Regions from separate parts of the Homo sapiens genome. Here region 2 is linked to region 1. The links are chromatin contacts, found by Hi-C or POLR2A ChIA-PET in ENCODE. All regions are on one chromosome and are shown on one strand. The core of a region is the stretch at or near the end of the contact, and the rest is flanking DNA. Distances in the headings are between cores, read along the strand shown.

Evidence for each region. Hi-C counts contacts between places; a loop is a spot of excess contacts on that map. ChIA-PET counts read pairs that join two places held with the same protein, here RNA polymerase II (POLR2A). Pooled maps may share reads with other maps.
Region 2: a pooled map shows a loop between it and region 1 (2.0-fold over the local background). The contact joins two enhancer-like sites. A Hi-C loop is called at or near these places in 2 of 50 pooled maps. POLR2A ChIA-PET finds 5 or more read pairs at or near these places in 2 of 52 experiments (AG04450 and Panc1).

What each region holds. Positions count from the first base shown.
Region 1 is chr7:74,098,378-74,105,947 of GRCh38, reverse strand. LIMK1 (LIM domain kinase 1) reads right to left here. Exons shown (of 16, transcript NM_002314.4): 5 at 6,710-6,916; 6 at 1-73. Among named protein-coding and RNA genes, the nearest start is that of LIMK1, 18 kb to the right of the region's middle. RefSeq lists enhancers at 1-474, 5,266-5,335. Within about 2 kb of position 4,832, at least 6 of the 41 ENCODE cell types and tissues checked have a DNase peak (open chromatin) inside an H3K27ac peak, as active enhancers do.
Region 2 is chr7:73,974,861-73,982,430 of GRCh38, reverse strand. No RefSeq gene overlaps it. Among named protein-coding and RNA genes, the nearest start is that of ELN, 50 kb to the left of the region's middle. RefSeq lists an enhancer at 3,018-3,312. Within about 2 kb of position 3,115, at least 5 of the 41 ENCODE cell types and tissues checked have a DNase peak (open chromatin) inside an H3K27ac peak, as active enhancers do.

The sequences.
Region 1 (7,570 bases), core at 3,583-6,082:
ATTGATTTCCAAGATCCGGTCTCCGACGTGGATGGAATTCTTCACATCTGGGCTCATGCAGCCCGGATCCACTCTGTGGGTAAGGCAGGGGTCAGGCCAGTGCCCACCTGTCCCTCAGAGCCCCAACAGGAAACCAAGGCGAAGGGCACCAGATCCAGGGTGAGCAGGTGGAGGATTCTACTTCGTGTGACTGGGAAGTAGCAGATGGCCAGAACACCGAGTTCTGGTTTCAGGGGAGGAATTCTGTAATCAATTACTGATGTCTGCCACAGGTGTGAGCTGGAGAAAGGTGGCACGCTTGTAGGCACTGGCCACCCACACAAGATGCTCAGCTGTTCCCATTCAATGGACCATTGTCTCCACCCTGGGGGAACAGATCTATCCTTCCAAATCCCAGGTATGTTTGGTCTCGAATTTTTTTTTTTTTTTTTTTTGGAGACAGAATCTCACTCTGTTACCCAGGCTGGAGTGCAATGGCACAATCTCAGCTCACTGCAGCCTCTGCCTCCTGAGTTCAAGCGATTCTCGTACCTCAGCCTCCTGAGTAGCTGGGATTACAGGTGCACACCACCACACCCAGCTAATTTTTTTTGTATTTTTAGTAGAGACGGGGTTACACCACATTTCCCAGGCTGGTCTCGAACTCCTGAGCTCATGCAATCCGCCCGCCTTAGCCTCCCAAAGGGCTAGGACTGGCCGGGCGCAGTGGCTCACACCTGTAATCCCAACAGTTGGGGAGGCCAAGGTGGATGGATTACTTGAAGTCAGGAGTTTGAGACCAGCCTGGCCAACATGGTGAAACGCCGTCTCTACTGAAAATACAAAAATTAGCCGAGCGTGGCAGTGGGCGCCTGTAGTCCTAGCTACTTGGGAGGCTGAGGCAGGAATTGCTTGAACCTGGGAGGTGGAGGTTGCAGTGAGTCAAGATTCTGCCACTGCACTCCAGCCTGGGTGGACAGAGCGAGACTCCGTCGCAAAAACAAAGTGCTAGGATTACAGACATGAGTCATTGCACCTGGCCTGCCTGGTATGCTTGGGGCAGATGAGTGCCTTGGGTCCCAAAAAGGTCCCGGATTAGTGGCTTCATATCTGACTCCCAAACTCGCCCTGCAAGAGGAGGCCAAGCTCTATTGCTCCTGCATTGGCAGGAGGGAGCTGGCAGCTTGCCCTGAGCCACAATTGCAGGGTGAAGACGGGAAAGAGACCCTCGATCAGTTGCCTATAAGCTAACTCACAAAAAGACCAATTTGCCAAATTTACTTATTTCTTTTAACTCTTCGGTGTTAGGGACCTGGTTTTCTTTTCTTTTCTTTTTTTTTTTTGAGACAGAGTTTTGCTCTTGTTGCCCAGGCTGGAGTGCAATGGAGTGATCTCGGCTCATTGCAACTTCCGCCTCCCAGGTTCAAGTGATTCTCTTGCCTCAGGCTCCTGAGTAGCTGGGATTACAGGCATGTGCCACCATGCCTGGCTAATTTTGTATTTTTAGTACAGATGGGGTTTCTCTATGTTGGTCAGGCTGGTCTTGAACTCCTGACCTCAGGTAATCCACCCACCTTGGCCTCCCAAAGTGCTGGGATTATAGGCGTGAGCTGGTTTTCATTTTGCCTCATAAAAGCTTTTTAGGGAATGCTCACTTTGTCTCTGCCCTAGGTCCTGGAGATGGAAAAGGGGATGGGGGTAAGGCAGAGAGGAGACTGAGAACTTTAAGAAAAACAGGGCCAGGTGTGGTGGCTCATGCCTGGAATCCCAGCACTTTGGGAGGCCAAGGTGGGAGGATTGCTTGAGACTAGGGGTTTGAGACCAGCCTGGGCAGCATAGCAAGACCCCATCTCTATGACATTTTTTACAGAAAATTAGCTGAGCATGGTGGCACACTCCTGTAATCCCAGCTATTTGGGAGGCTGAGGTGGGAAGATCACTTGAGGTCAGGAGTTCGAGACCAGCCTGAGCAAAATAGTGAGACCTCACCATTACAAAAAATAAAAAATTAGCCAGGCATGGTGGTGCTGCCTGTAGTCCCAGCTACTCGAGAGGCTGAGGCAGGAGGATCGCTTGAGCCCATGAGGTCGAGGCTGCAGTGAGCTATGATCATGTCACTGCACTCCAGCCTGGGCAACAGAGTGAGACCCTATCTCAAAAAAACAACCAAGCAAACAAAAAGACTATTCTCGTATGGGGGAGAAGCTCTTCCTTACAGTAACAAATGCAGAAGGAAGAACAGAGTTAGAAATTCAGCATTTGGTAGCCACCCTAGTAATAATCGCTACAGGCAAGAATCATCAATAGATGCTCAAATCATTTGGGGAAGGGTTTTTGGGAACAGGATATTTACAGACTCAAATCTCACAAATGGTTTATTGATGACAAAGGGAAAAAAATCCTTACAGTACAGAAAAAACAAGTAATCAAAGTGAACATCCTCAGCAAAGGGCACACTGACATCATATGTCTCCTGGCAAGATCCACTCGGAAGGACAGAGGATCACTTATGCAGTATCAGGCCAAACCTGCAGAGCCTGTCTCCCTAAGAGGAAACATCAGTCAAACCCAAATGCGAGGGCAGGTACGATGGCTCACGCCTGTAATCCCAGCACTTTGGGAAGCTGAGGCGGGAGGATCACTTGAGCCTAGGAGTCTGAGACCAGCCTGGGCAACACAGTGAGACCCTGTCTCTTTTTAAAAAAAAAAAAAAAAAAAAGGAAAAACATTTTACTTTAATGACTGGCCTGTACACTTCAAAAATGTCAAGATCATGAAGGGCAATGAAAGGCTGAGGAAATGGCCAGACGCAGTGGCTCATGCCTGTAAACCCAGCATTTTGGGAGGCTGAGGTGGGTGGATCATTTGAGGTCAGGAGTTCAAGACCAGCCAGGGCAACATGGTAAAACCCCGTCTCTAATAAAAATACAAAAATTAGGCATGCATAATGGTGCACGCCTGTAATCTCAGCTACTTAGGAGGCTGAGGCAGGAGAATCACTTAAGCCCAAAGGCGGAGGTTGCAATAAGCCAAGATTGCGCCATTGCGCTCCAACCTGGGCAACAAGAGCAAAATTCCGTCTCAAAAAAAAAAAAAAAAAAGATACTGATGACACATGACGATTAAATGCAATGTTGATCATGGACTGGACTGTGGATGAGGGGGAGATTGCTATAAAGGACAGCTCAGTAGTTCAGTATAGAGACAATAGGCAAAATTTGAATATGGTCTGTGTATTAGATAATGGTATCAATGTTACATTTCCAAAATGTGATCACTGAACTATAAGATACAATTGATAATTACATAACAGAATGCCTAGCCAGGCGTGGTGGCCCGTGCCTGTAGTCCCAGCTACTTGGGAGGCAGAGGTGGGAGGATCACTTGAGCCTGGGAGGTTGAGGCTGCAGTGAGCTGTGATCGCATCACTGCACTCCAGCCTCAATGACAGTGATACCCTGTCTCCAAAAAAAAAAAAAAAAAAGAGAAGGTCCTTCTTTTGAGAATATCTAGCATAATTGTGGGGGAGTCAATGATCCCTGCAACTTACTCCCAAACGATCAATAAATAACAACATGTACATGTATGTACAAATATAAACAAGTCACTAAACATGTATATGTATCTGTATCCATATATGTATATATAGAGAGACACACATATAACTCCCAAATATGGCAGTTACGAATTGGTGAACCTTGGTGAAGGGTGTGTATGTATTCAATGGACTTATTATTTTAGCAAATTTTCTATAAATCTGCAAAATGCGAAGATGAAAAGTTGAAAAAAACCAAAGAAAATATTTTCATTGATACAGGCTTTGCATGCATATAACCTTAAAAATAAGCCAGGCATAGTGGCTCACGCTTGTAATCCTAGCACTTTGGGAAGCCAATGTGGGAGGATTGCTTGAGCCCAGGAGTTCAAGACTAGCCTGGGCGACACAGCAAGACTCAGTCTCTACAAAAAATTAAAAAATTAGCTGGGTGTGGTGGTGTGTGCCTGTAGTCTCACTACTCAGGAGGCCGAGGTGAGTGGATTGCTTGAGCACAGGCATCTGAGGCTATAGTGAGCTATGATTGTGCCACTGCACTCCAGCCTGTATGACAGAGCAAGACCCTGTCTCAAAAAAAAATTGTGTGTCTATATATATATATATATATATATGACATACATATGTAAATTCCTTAGAATCTCACATCCTCTCCCTTGGTTTGCTAAAGCAGCAGGTGGCCTGGATAAATTAGACCTTCCTTAAAACGCTGCTATACACAAAATGAAAAGCGGTCAACTAAAACCAGTTTAAAACAAATAAGTAAATCTTTGGCAAGTTGGGCTCTTTCTGGGAAGGGTGTGGCTCTTTGCAGAACTGGGATGTTCCAGATGTTGGCTGGGCGAATGCTTACCCAGTGAGGCAGACAGGGAGGAGACGTCATTAACTGTCTTCTTCATTTTTATTTTAGAGATAGGGTCTCGCTCTGTCGCCCAAGCTGGAATGCATGGTGTCATCATAGCTTGCTGCAGCCTCCACCTCCTGGGCTCAAGCAATCCTCTCACCTCAGCCCTCCGAAGTGGCTGAGATAACAGGCATGAGCCGCTGCACCCAGCTGACTGTCTTCATTTCTAAAATTCTGCCTGGATTTCAGGGACCAGCTGCAGCCTCTGACTCTGTGGGGACCTCCCTTGGCCCTCTGGTAAGAGCCGTTGGTCTGGGAGTTTCCTCATCTCTTTCAAGCAGCTGTCTGCTCATCATGTATGTAAAGCAGCTGCTGGCTTGGCTGATGTCAAGGGATGGAGACACACAGTCAAGCCCAGTATAATTTTCTGTCCCCAGGGCCACCTTCACATCTCAACAGTGCCTATGCAGTGCCAGGCACCTGCCAGGTGTACAAGAAACATTCACTGCGTCAAATGAAAGCTAGCACTTGGTAGGGCCGGGCGTGGTGGCTCATGCCTGTAATCGCAGCACTTTGGGAGGCCGAGACGGGCGGATCACGAGGTCAGGAGATCGAGACCATCCTGCCTAATATGGTGAAACCCTGTCTCTACTAAATATAAAAAAAAAATTAGCCGGGCATGGTGGCAGGTGCCTGTAGTCCCAGCTACTCGGGAGGCTGAGGCAGGAGAATGGCGTGAACCCAGGAGGCGGGGCTTGCAGTGAGCCGAGACCACACCACTGCACTCCAGCCTGGGCGACAGAGCGAGACTCCGTCTCGAAAAAAAAAAAAAGAGAGAGAGAAAGCTAGCACTTGGGCCGGGCACGGTGGCTCACACCTGTAATCCCGGCACTTTGGGAGGCCGAGAAGGGAGGATCACTTGAGCCCAGGAGTTTGAAACGAGCCTGGCCAACATGGTGAAACCCTGTCTTTACTAAAAATACAAAAATTAGCCACATGTGGTCACCTGTAGTCCCAGCTACTCAGGGGGCTGAGGTGCAAGAATTGCTTGAACCTTGTGGGTGGAGGTTGCAGTGAGCTGGTATCACACCACTGCACCCCAGACTGGGCGACAGAGTGAGACTGTCTCAAAAAAAAAGAAGTGACCAATTGCCCAAAAGTAGAAACACTGCATGCTACTTCTCAAGGTGTCAATAAAGGCGCCACAGAAATCTTAGAAAGCTCCAAGGTATCCAACTCCCTCATTGTTCAAACAGACCCCCAAAGCCTAGAGAGAAAGCAGCTGCTCAAAGTCACACAGTAATCTAATCTTTATCAGCCCTGCCCCATTTTTTTGAGACAGGGTTTTGCTCCATTGCCCAGCCTAGAGTGCAGTCGTGCAATTATAGCTCACTGTAGCCACTTCCTGGGCTCAAGAGATCCTTCTGCCTCAGCCTCCCAAGTAGCTGTGACTACAATGTTTCCCAGGCTGGTTTCGAACTCCTGGCCTCAAGTGATCCTCCCATCTCAGCCTCCCAAAGTGTTTCGATTATAAGTGTGAGCAACCATGCCCAGCCTTTATGTGTTCAGTGATTTCACCATGCCTGGCTAATTTTTAATTTTTTTTTTTTTTTTGTAGACATGCAGGTCTCGCTATGTTGCCCAAGCTGGTCTCAAACTTCTGGCCTTAAGTGATCCTCTCACTTTGGCCTCCCAAAGTGCTGAGATTACAGGTGTGAGTTACTGCGCCCAGCTTCTTCACTCATTCTTGACTTGGTTCCTCCTCTTTCTTGTTGGATCAGACATGGACTAAAGAAAATGTCTTTTTATTTTTTGAGTGTGTTTTTTTTATTTTTATTTTTTTGATACAGAGTTACACTCTTGTTGCCCAGCCTGGAGTGCAATGGCAGTCGGGGCTCACTGAAACCTCCACCTCCTGGGTTCAAGTGATTCTCCTGCCTCAGCCTCCCAAGCAGCTGGCACTATAGGCACACACTACCATGCCTGGCTACGTTTGTATTTTTAGTAGAGACGGGGTTTCACCACATTGCCCAGGCTGGTCTCGAACTCCTGACCTCAGGTGATCCACCCACTTCGGCCTCCCGAAGTGCTGAGATTACAGGTGTGGGCCACCATGCCCGGTTGAAAATGTCTTTTTATTGTATCTGGCATTTGTAATGGTATTCAGAGGAATGACTGGGCCAGAAATCTGGCAAACCAGGTTGTCAGAACTGGGCCCCATCTGTACCCAAACACTCGCCCATTCATTTTCAGGGCCCCCAGTGCCAGACTCTGCCACCCACATCAACAGCCATAGCCACACCGACGGCAGCCTCGGCAGGCCGGCCACTCACCCCTGGACGCGGACGGTGTGTGAGTGCTCGGTGCCACAGCCCGGTGGGCCGTGCGGGGGGTCAATGGAGACTGAAAGTCCACGCTTGCCATGAGATGAGGCTGGGATGGACACCAGGGTGACGGTGTGGGGCAGGTGGGAGCCAGGGGAGTCAGGCAGGATCTGCTCGATGACGGGGGTCACCACAGTCTGGTAGTAGCAGTGCCCGCTGCAAGAGCCGCCGGGGTGGGAAGAAAAGAGTGTCAAGGGCGTCATCAATTTCAGCATCTCTGCAGCCCCCAGCCCCAGGCTCTTCCCCCAATCCCTTCCTTTTTTTTTTTTTTTTTTGAGATGGAGTCTCACTCTGTTGATTACAACACTGCACCCCAGCCTGGGTGACAAAGCAAGACTCTGTCTCAAAAGAAAAGGAAAGCTAGCAATTGTCCAAAAGTGCAGTGGTGTGATCTTGGCTCACTGTAACCTCCGCCTCCTGGGTTCAAGCGATTCTCCTGCCTCAGCCTCCTGAGTAGCTGGGATTACGGGCACGCACCACCATGCCTGGCTAATTTCTTATTTTTAGTAGAGACGGTTTCACCATGTTGGCCAGGCTGGCCTCAAACTCCAGACCTCAGGTGATCTGCCTGCCTTGGCCTCCCAAAGTGCTGGGATTATAGGGGTGAGCCACTGCACCTGGCCAGCTTTCTTTTCTTTCACTCTTCCTATGGAACTGGGAGCAGGAACTGTGCGTGCCCAGCCAGCCCTCGTCCCTCTGAGTCATTCGGGTCTGTCTACTCGCTGTGATCCTGTAAGGCGGCCAGGACAAGGCCTGAGGATAAATCCAGTTCAGGAGGAAGTCATTAAAAGCCCATCTGGGATCAAGCCA
Region 2 (7,570 bases), core at 1,866-4,365, 120 kb after region 1:
ACACCCTCCTGTGGGCTGCGGTTCACCTTGTTCCCTTTCTTCAATTACCAGCTATGGTCAGTATCAATTGGGCTACAGGCTGGAATCTCCAGGGGTGTATTGGAAAAATTCCAGGCCAGGCAGAACCCTTGGCCATTCTATTGGTCTAGGGGTGGAGCCCAGGCATCATTATTTTTAAAACCTTTCAAGCTCTCATTTTAATCTGCAGCCAAAGTTGAGAACCACGAGAAGAGATGCTGCTAACTCCCAAATCCTTCACGCCTATCCCCAAAGGACCCCTGATGAGCTTTGCTGTCACTATAGATTAGCTTGCAATTTCCAGAATCTTACATACTTTTTTGTTGTCTGGCTTTTTTCATTCATGGTGATGATTTTGAGACGCATCCATGTTGCGGCATGTATCAATAGTTTCATTCTTTTTTTTATTGCTGTCGCGTTTCATTATATGCTCATAGCCGGATTTGTTTATCCTTTTACCCCTTGATGGATATTTGGGTTGTTTTTAGTTTTTGGCTTTTGCAAATAACTCCGCTATGAATATTCATGTATAATGTGTGCAAAGACGTCTTCACGTCGTTTGGGAAATACCTACGGGTGGAGTGGCTGGGTCTTTTGGTAGGTGTATGATTAGCATTTTAAGAAACTGCCAAAAGGTTTTCAAAAGTGGCTGTGTTTTCTTCCACAACCCCCGGTCATGAAGGAGAGTTCCAGGTTTTCCCCATTTTTAAATTGGGTTGTTTTTCTTCCTAGCATTGAGTTGTCTAAATACAACTGAAAAAAACATTTCAGTCTGTGGTGCATCTCTTTATCATTTTTTCCTTCCTTCCTTCCCTCCTCCCTTCTTTCCTTCCTTCCTCCCTCCCTTTCCTCCCTCCCTCTCCTTCCTTTCTTTCTTCCTTCCTTCACTCCCTCCCTCCTTTGTTCCTTCCTTCCTTCCTTTCTTCCTTCCTTCACTCCCTCCCTCCTTTGTTCCTTTCTTCCTTCCATCTTTCCTTCCTTCTTTTCTTCTTCCTTTTCTTTCTCTCTCCTCTTTTCTTTCTTTCAACAGGGTATCACACGGTTACCTAGGCTGGAGTACAGTGGTGCAATCACAGCTCACTGCAGCCTCGAACTCCTGGTCTCAAGGTATCCTCCTGCCTCAGCCTCCCAAGTAGTTAGGACTACAGGCACACACCACTGTACCTAGCTACTTAAAAAAAGTTTTTTTTTTCTAGAGACAGGGTCTCACTAAGTTGCCCAGGCTGGCCTCAAACTCCTGGCCTCAAGTGATCCTCCCACCTTGGCCTCCCAAAGTGCTGGGATTACAGGTGTGAGCCACCATGCCTGGCCTTTATCATTTTCTAAATAGTGTCTTTGAAGAGCTAAAGTTTTTTGTTTGGGTAAAGTTCAATTTGTGTGTGTGTGTGTGTGTGTGTGTGTGTGTGTGTGTGTATTTTGTATTCTTTGTGCTTTTTGTATTGTATTTCCAAAGTATTTACCAAGCCCAAAGTAACTAAAATTCTTTTTCCCCTGAGTTTTCTTCTGGAAATGTTTTATCATTTTAGCTTTTACAAATAGTTACGTGACCTATTTAGAATTAATTTTGGTGTATGGCGTATGGTAGGGGAAAGCTTCTTCCCCAGTCGGCTTTCCTCATTGAAGAATGGTTTGCTATGACTCCATTTTTTTTTTTTTTTTGAGACAGGGTCTTGCTCTATTGCCCAAGCTGGAGTGCAGTGGGTGATCTCGGCTCACTGAAACCTCTACCTCCTGGGTTCAAGCAATTATCATGCCTCAGCCTCCCAAGTAGCTGGGATTACGGGCATGAACCAGCATGCCCAGCTAATTTTTGTATTTTTAGTAGAGACAGGCTTTCACCATGTTGGACAGGCTGGTCTCGAACTCCTGACCTCAAGTGATTCACCTGCTTCGGCCTCCCAAAGTGCTGGGATTACAGGCTGAGCCACCGCGCCCAGCCTACAACTCAAATCTAATCCTGTCATCCCCTGCTTACACTGTTGTCCCCAGGCAAACCTCAGCCCCTCTGGCCCAGCTTTGTAGATGACAACTGGCCAAAGTCCATGTCTCCAGCTTTCATCTCCCTGTTCTGTGGACACTAAAACCCATTTGCCAAACATATCAAACGTCTCTTTCGCCTGAGGGCTTTCCTTATGCTGCTGGTTCTGTCTGGAAGTACCACTCATCATCCATCTTTTCTGTCACTACAACCTTTTTTTTTTTTTGGAAACAGTGTCTCACTCTGTTGCCCAGGCTTGAGTGCAGTGGCGCGGTATCTTGGCTCACTGCAACCTCCGTGTACTGGGTTCAAGCGATCCTCCTGTCTCAGCCTTCTGAGTAGCTGGGATTATAGGCAGTCACTACCACACCTGGCTAATTTTTGTATTTTTAGTAGAGACGAGGTTTTACCATGTTGGCCAGGCTGGTCTTGAACTCCCGACCTCAGGTGATCCGCCTGCCTCGGCCTCCCAAAGTCCTGGGATTTCTACAAGTGAGCCACACGCCTGCTATACAACCTTTGGGGTTTGTTATAGGTCCTTCAGGGGTTAACTTAGAAGCTGTCCCCTCTTCCCACCCCAAGAGCCTTGGATAGGGCTGATGGTTCCTCCAAGCCCCAAGTCCTGCTGAACACTACTGAACACTGGATTTATTTATTTATTCATTTATTTAATTTGAAGGCAAAGTCTTGCTCTGTCGCCCAGGCTTGAGTGCAGTGGCATGATCCTGGCTCACCGCAACCTCCGCCTCCTGGGTTCAAGCGATTCTCCTGCCTCAGCCTCCCGCGTAGCTGGGACTACAAGCACTACCATGCCCAGCTAATTTTTTGTATTTTTAGTAGAAACGGGGTCTCACCATGTTGCCCAGGCTGGTCTCAAACTCCTGAGCTCAGGCAATCCACCCGTCTCGGCCTCCCAAGGAGCTGGGATTACAGGTGTGCGCCACGGTGACCCTGAACACTGGACTTAGAATGCTCTAGTATTGCCTGCCTGCTTCTGCCTCTTGACTGGGCTTCCTCCAGGCAAAGGCAGGTGTTCCTTCATTCTGAATGTCAATCAACATATTTAACCACCTGCACCACCCTTCCAGGCCATACCAGCTAATAACCAGCCCCGCCACTTGGTGGCAGCATGCAGCATGACGCAGATGAGGCTGGGGCCTGGCTGTGGAGTGAACGACCTTTGCACACCTTGCCCTGCATCAACCGCATGGCTGTTTCCCTTGGGAGCTCTTAGTGGGAGGAGGAGCTAAGGCTGGGAAGGGAAGCAGAAGCTGAGGTTTTGGCAACACAGATTCAGGAAGTTGGGGAGAAATGAGCCCAGAAGCTCAGAATGGGTGGGGTGCAGGGCCTGAGTTGGGACACAGAAGGCTAGCCCCAGGTCAGGGTTTGTGCCCCCATAAGGAGCTCCCACATGAGGCCCCGGGACCCGCCAGCAGCAGCAGGTCTTTTGCACCATCTCCCCAACGCTGTTTAGGCAAGGGGTGAACCTGAGGTCACCCAAAGCCTCCAGCCGCTCTCCCAAACAGCCGCCTACCACGGGGGACCCAGGAGGCCAAGTCAATAACCCGAAATCATAAAATCTCAAAGGCGTCGAGCATTTGGAAGGAGGAGCAGACGCAGCAAATGGGGCCTTTTCCCAGGCAGCTCGTGTGGAACAAGAGAAACAGATTTACGAGCGTCTGGTTGAAGCCAGGTTGGGGGGCGGGGTGGGGATGGGGGGTTTGGTGGAGACGCAGAACGTTTCTAGTGCACAGGAAGGATGATAAATGGGAATGAGCTGCACGGGCTCCATGGCTGTGGTTTAAGATGCGTGAAATGCAGGCTCTCTCTTTCGTGTGCTTTGTTACAGATTTGGAAGAACATAAATGTATGTATCAGTGTTTCATGGACTCTCCCAAGACCTGCAAACTCCGGTCCTCCTTCCTCTGAAAGGTGGGCCATCTGAGAGCGATGTTGGACATGGGTGTGTACCGGGGAGCACGGGCTGGTTGCCCATCCTTGGCCCTGAACTTGGACTCCCAGATGTAGCCACATGGCCCAGACCTCCCCCCGACCCGGCGGCACGGCGGCTTGAGAAAGGCCTGCCTCTGAGTCACAGGCAAGGCTCTAACGCTGTCTGTGGACTCTGGACTGAGACCCACAGGCTTGAAGGGGAAAGGGCACCCAGTTTACAGTCATGTTCATGCACACGCACACCTGCACACGCACACACCTGCACATGCATGCCTGACCACACATGCCTCCACATGTACACCTGCACGCACATGCCTGCACACACGCTTGCAAACGCACACCTGCACACACAATCTGCACACGCACACCTGCACACACATGCCTGCACACACACGCTTGCAAACGCACACCTGCACACACAATCTGCACACGCACACCTGCACACACATGCCTACACACACTTGCACACGCATGCCTGCACACACACTTGCACACACATTTGCACACGCACGCCTGCACACACATGCCTGAACACACACACCTGCACACTTAAACTCTTCCTGGTGCCAGATTTTGTCACAGGGAAGAACAAGGAGCCAGGTTCTCTAGAACCATCCCTCCCTCCAGCCTGTCTCTTGAGGATCAGTTGATTTATGGGGTCAGGGTCTCCTGACCCATTGGGAAACCTCCCTGCCTGTCTGTACCTTCCAGCACAGTCCAGGAGATCTGTGGGGTTGATGTCAGCTGCTCAGACACCCTCAGCTGGTATGAGACAGGTGGAAGTTTCTCAGGTCTGCAGCAGCCAGGTGGGGGGAACAGGGAGAGAGGATAATCCAGCCTGATCACCCCAGGCTCTGAAGGTCTCTCGGGGGAGGCCCCTGCCGGCTCAGATCTGTGGAAATGGGTTAGAAAGGGTCAGAAAGCCCCGGAGATGGTTGCCCCATGTCCACGTCCTGGGTGCCATGTCCTTGGGGCAACACTTCTCCCTTTTCAGCCACTACTGTCCCACCTGCCCTTTCTTCAGCCAGCCCCAGAGGGCCCGGGGCTGTTCTCCAGTGTGCAGATTCCAGGGACTGGTGCAAGGTGGGGTGCCCTGGGGGGCCACAGGGGTACAGAGGCTGCAGCTCTGAGCAGGGCTGGGGGTACCCTGGGAATTCAGCCCCCGCCTGCACAGGGAGGAGCCCTGGGCAGGTGGCCCTGTGAATCGATGTCTTCCAGGAGTTTGCAAACCTTCTGGCCCTGCTTTCGGGAGCCCCAGGGGATAGTCATCTGACCGCCATGGCCAGCCTTTAGAACTCCAGTCCCGAGGGACAGAGATGGGCTTAGGAAGTGTTCTGCAGCTCTGCCTGGCTGTCAGCACACCATAAAGAATGAGAAAGCGCTGCAGAGCCCTGCCATCTTGCACACGCACTGCGGGGGTGGAGGCGTCCTCCTGCACAGTCCCCGCGCTCCCTCCCCTCGGCCCTAGAGTTAGAATCCCTTCCAACTGTGGTCTCTGGTCTATACCTCAACCAGGGGACCAGTGCGGGTGCCTCAGCCCAGGACCGCCCAGCGGCAATATGACCACTCCAGTCCTGAATTTCTAGAGCTGGGAAGGGCTACCCTCCTTTTCCATCAAACCATCCAGGGCCAACGTGCGACCTCGAATCACCCTCCCTGGCTAGGACTACCCAGCCCCTCCGTGGCCTCAGGCTGTCTGAGAACTGCCTTTGACTTTGTTTCCTGGAGATGGTCCTGAGGGGCAGCCCTGGGTCTCTTGATCGTTTCTGGGAATATCAGGGTGAGTGCCATCCCCTTTGCATTTGCTACAGAAAGTTCTGGGCCTCCTGAGGACTTTTCTGTCCAGCTCCATAAAACAGGGTTTGTTTTTATTTTCTTGAGACAGGGTCTTGCTCTGTCACCCAGGCTGGAGTGCAGTGGTGCAATCTCAGCTCACTGCAGCCTCCATCTCCCAGGTTCAAGCGATTCTCCTGCCTCAGCCTCCCAAGTAGCTGAGATTACAGGCACGCACCACTACACCTCGCTAAGTTTTGTATTGGTAGTAGAGACAGGGTTTCATTATGTTGGCCAGGCTGGTCTCGAACTCCTGAGCTCAGGTGATCTGCCTGCCTCGACCTCCCAAAGTGCTGGGACTACAGGCGTGAGCCACTGCGCCTGGCCCATAAAGCAGGTTTTTAACTAGAAGATTCACAGAGGGACTTTGGGGAACTTACTGAATTTTGCATGTATCTGTACAGATGTGTTTTTTTTCTTTTTCTTTTGGTCTGGGAAGAGCCCTGAAGATCAGCAACCATAGCTGAAGGAGGGAGGGACAGACAGGCCCTAGAACTGCAGCCAGGGCCTGGCACAGCCTTTCCAAGTCCAAAGCTATAAGGCCGGGTTCAATACAACTTCCCTTTCACCCCAGGGGAAACTGAGACCCAGCAAGATGGGGACTTGGCTCAGGGCATACACCTGCGCAGAGGAGAGCTGGCCTGGAAGTCCAGCCTGGGCTGCAGTTCTCAGGAGGGCTGGGGATACCCTGAGAATTCAGCCCCTTCCTGCACAGGACAGCAGAACACTTCCCACCTGTGTCCTTAGCTGTCCTGGGAAGGTCTCATCGGCAGGTTCTGGGGTGGAATGAGCCTCCTGTAAACCCTAATATGCACAGGTACACACACACATGCAGACGTGCATATAGACATATACACACATGCACACTTATGCTCATATGCACACATCCATATAGACATATACACACATGCACACACACAGACACATGTGCATATAGACATATACACGCATACACACATGTATATATGCATACAGACATATACACACATGCACACATATACACATATGCACATGTGCATGCACACACATGCACACACTCCCCCTCAGCGTGCAGCAGAAAGAGTGCCATTTCCCCAGCAAGCTCGCCCACCGAGCCCTCGCTTGCTCCTCTGTGGGTGTCTGGTCTCCCACCCCGGCCGCAGCAAAAAGCTCCATGAAATGATTGATGAGAAGCCGGGGGCAGGGAGAGAGGCCGCAGCAGGATGGCATGGAGGCCGCCTCCAGACTGGGGCATCACCTGGAAAAAAATCACAAGGCTGTAAACACAGGCAAACAATAGGGAAGACGGGCCCTGGGGCTTCATAAAGAGCGTGCGGCCGGGACAGAGCTCAGGGCCCGCTTGGCTCGGGGGCGGCTGAGGGGACGGCAGACCGGGGGCTGCTCCGGGCTTGGCTGGGACGGACGTCTCGGACCATGGCTGGCCCGTCCAGCTCAGAGTTGGCCGGGAGGCCTGGCCTCCGCACAATAAACAACACAGAAAGATAAATTGAAAATGTGTCTGGAACTGGTGGGGAGAAGGGAGAGGTGGGCAGGGGTCACCGGGAGGCCTGTCTCCTTCCTTGGCCACTGCCCCCTCTGGGAGGAGGGCCCAGAGCTCTGGTGGGGAGGCGCAATCTTGGACCCCACAGGCCTGCTGGGGGTTGGAGGTGGTAGGCCCAGAGACAAGATGCCTTGAACATGTAGAATCAGAGAGGGCCTTTGAGGAGAATTTCCACCTGGAAAACTCCAGGGGTGTGTGAGGGCTCTGCATGGAGTTGAAGTGCTGGAGGGCAGAGAGGGGGGCCTCAG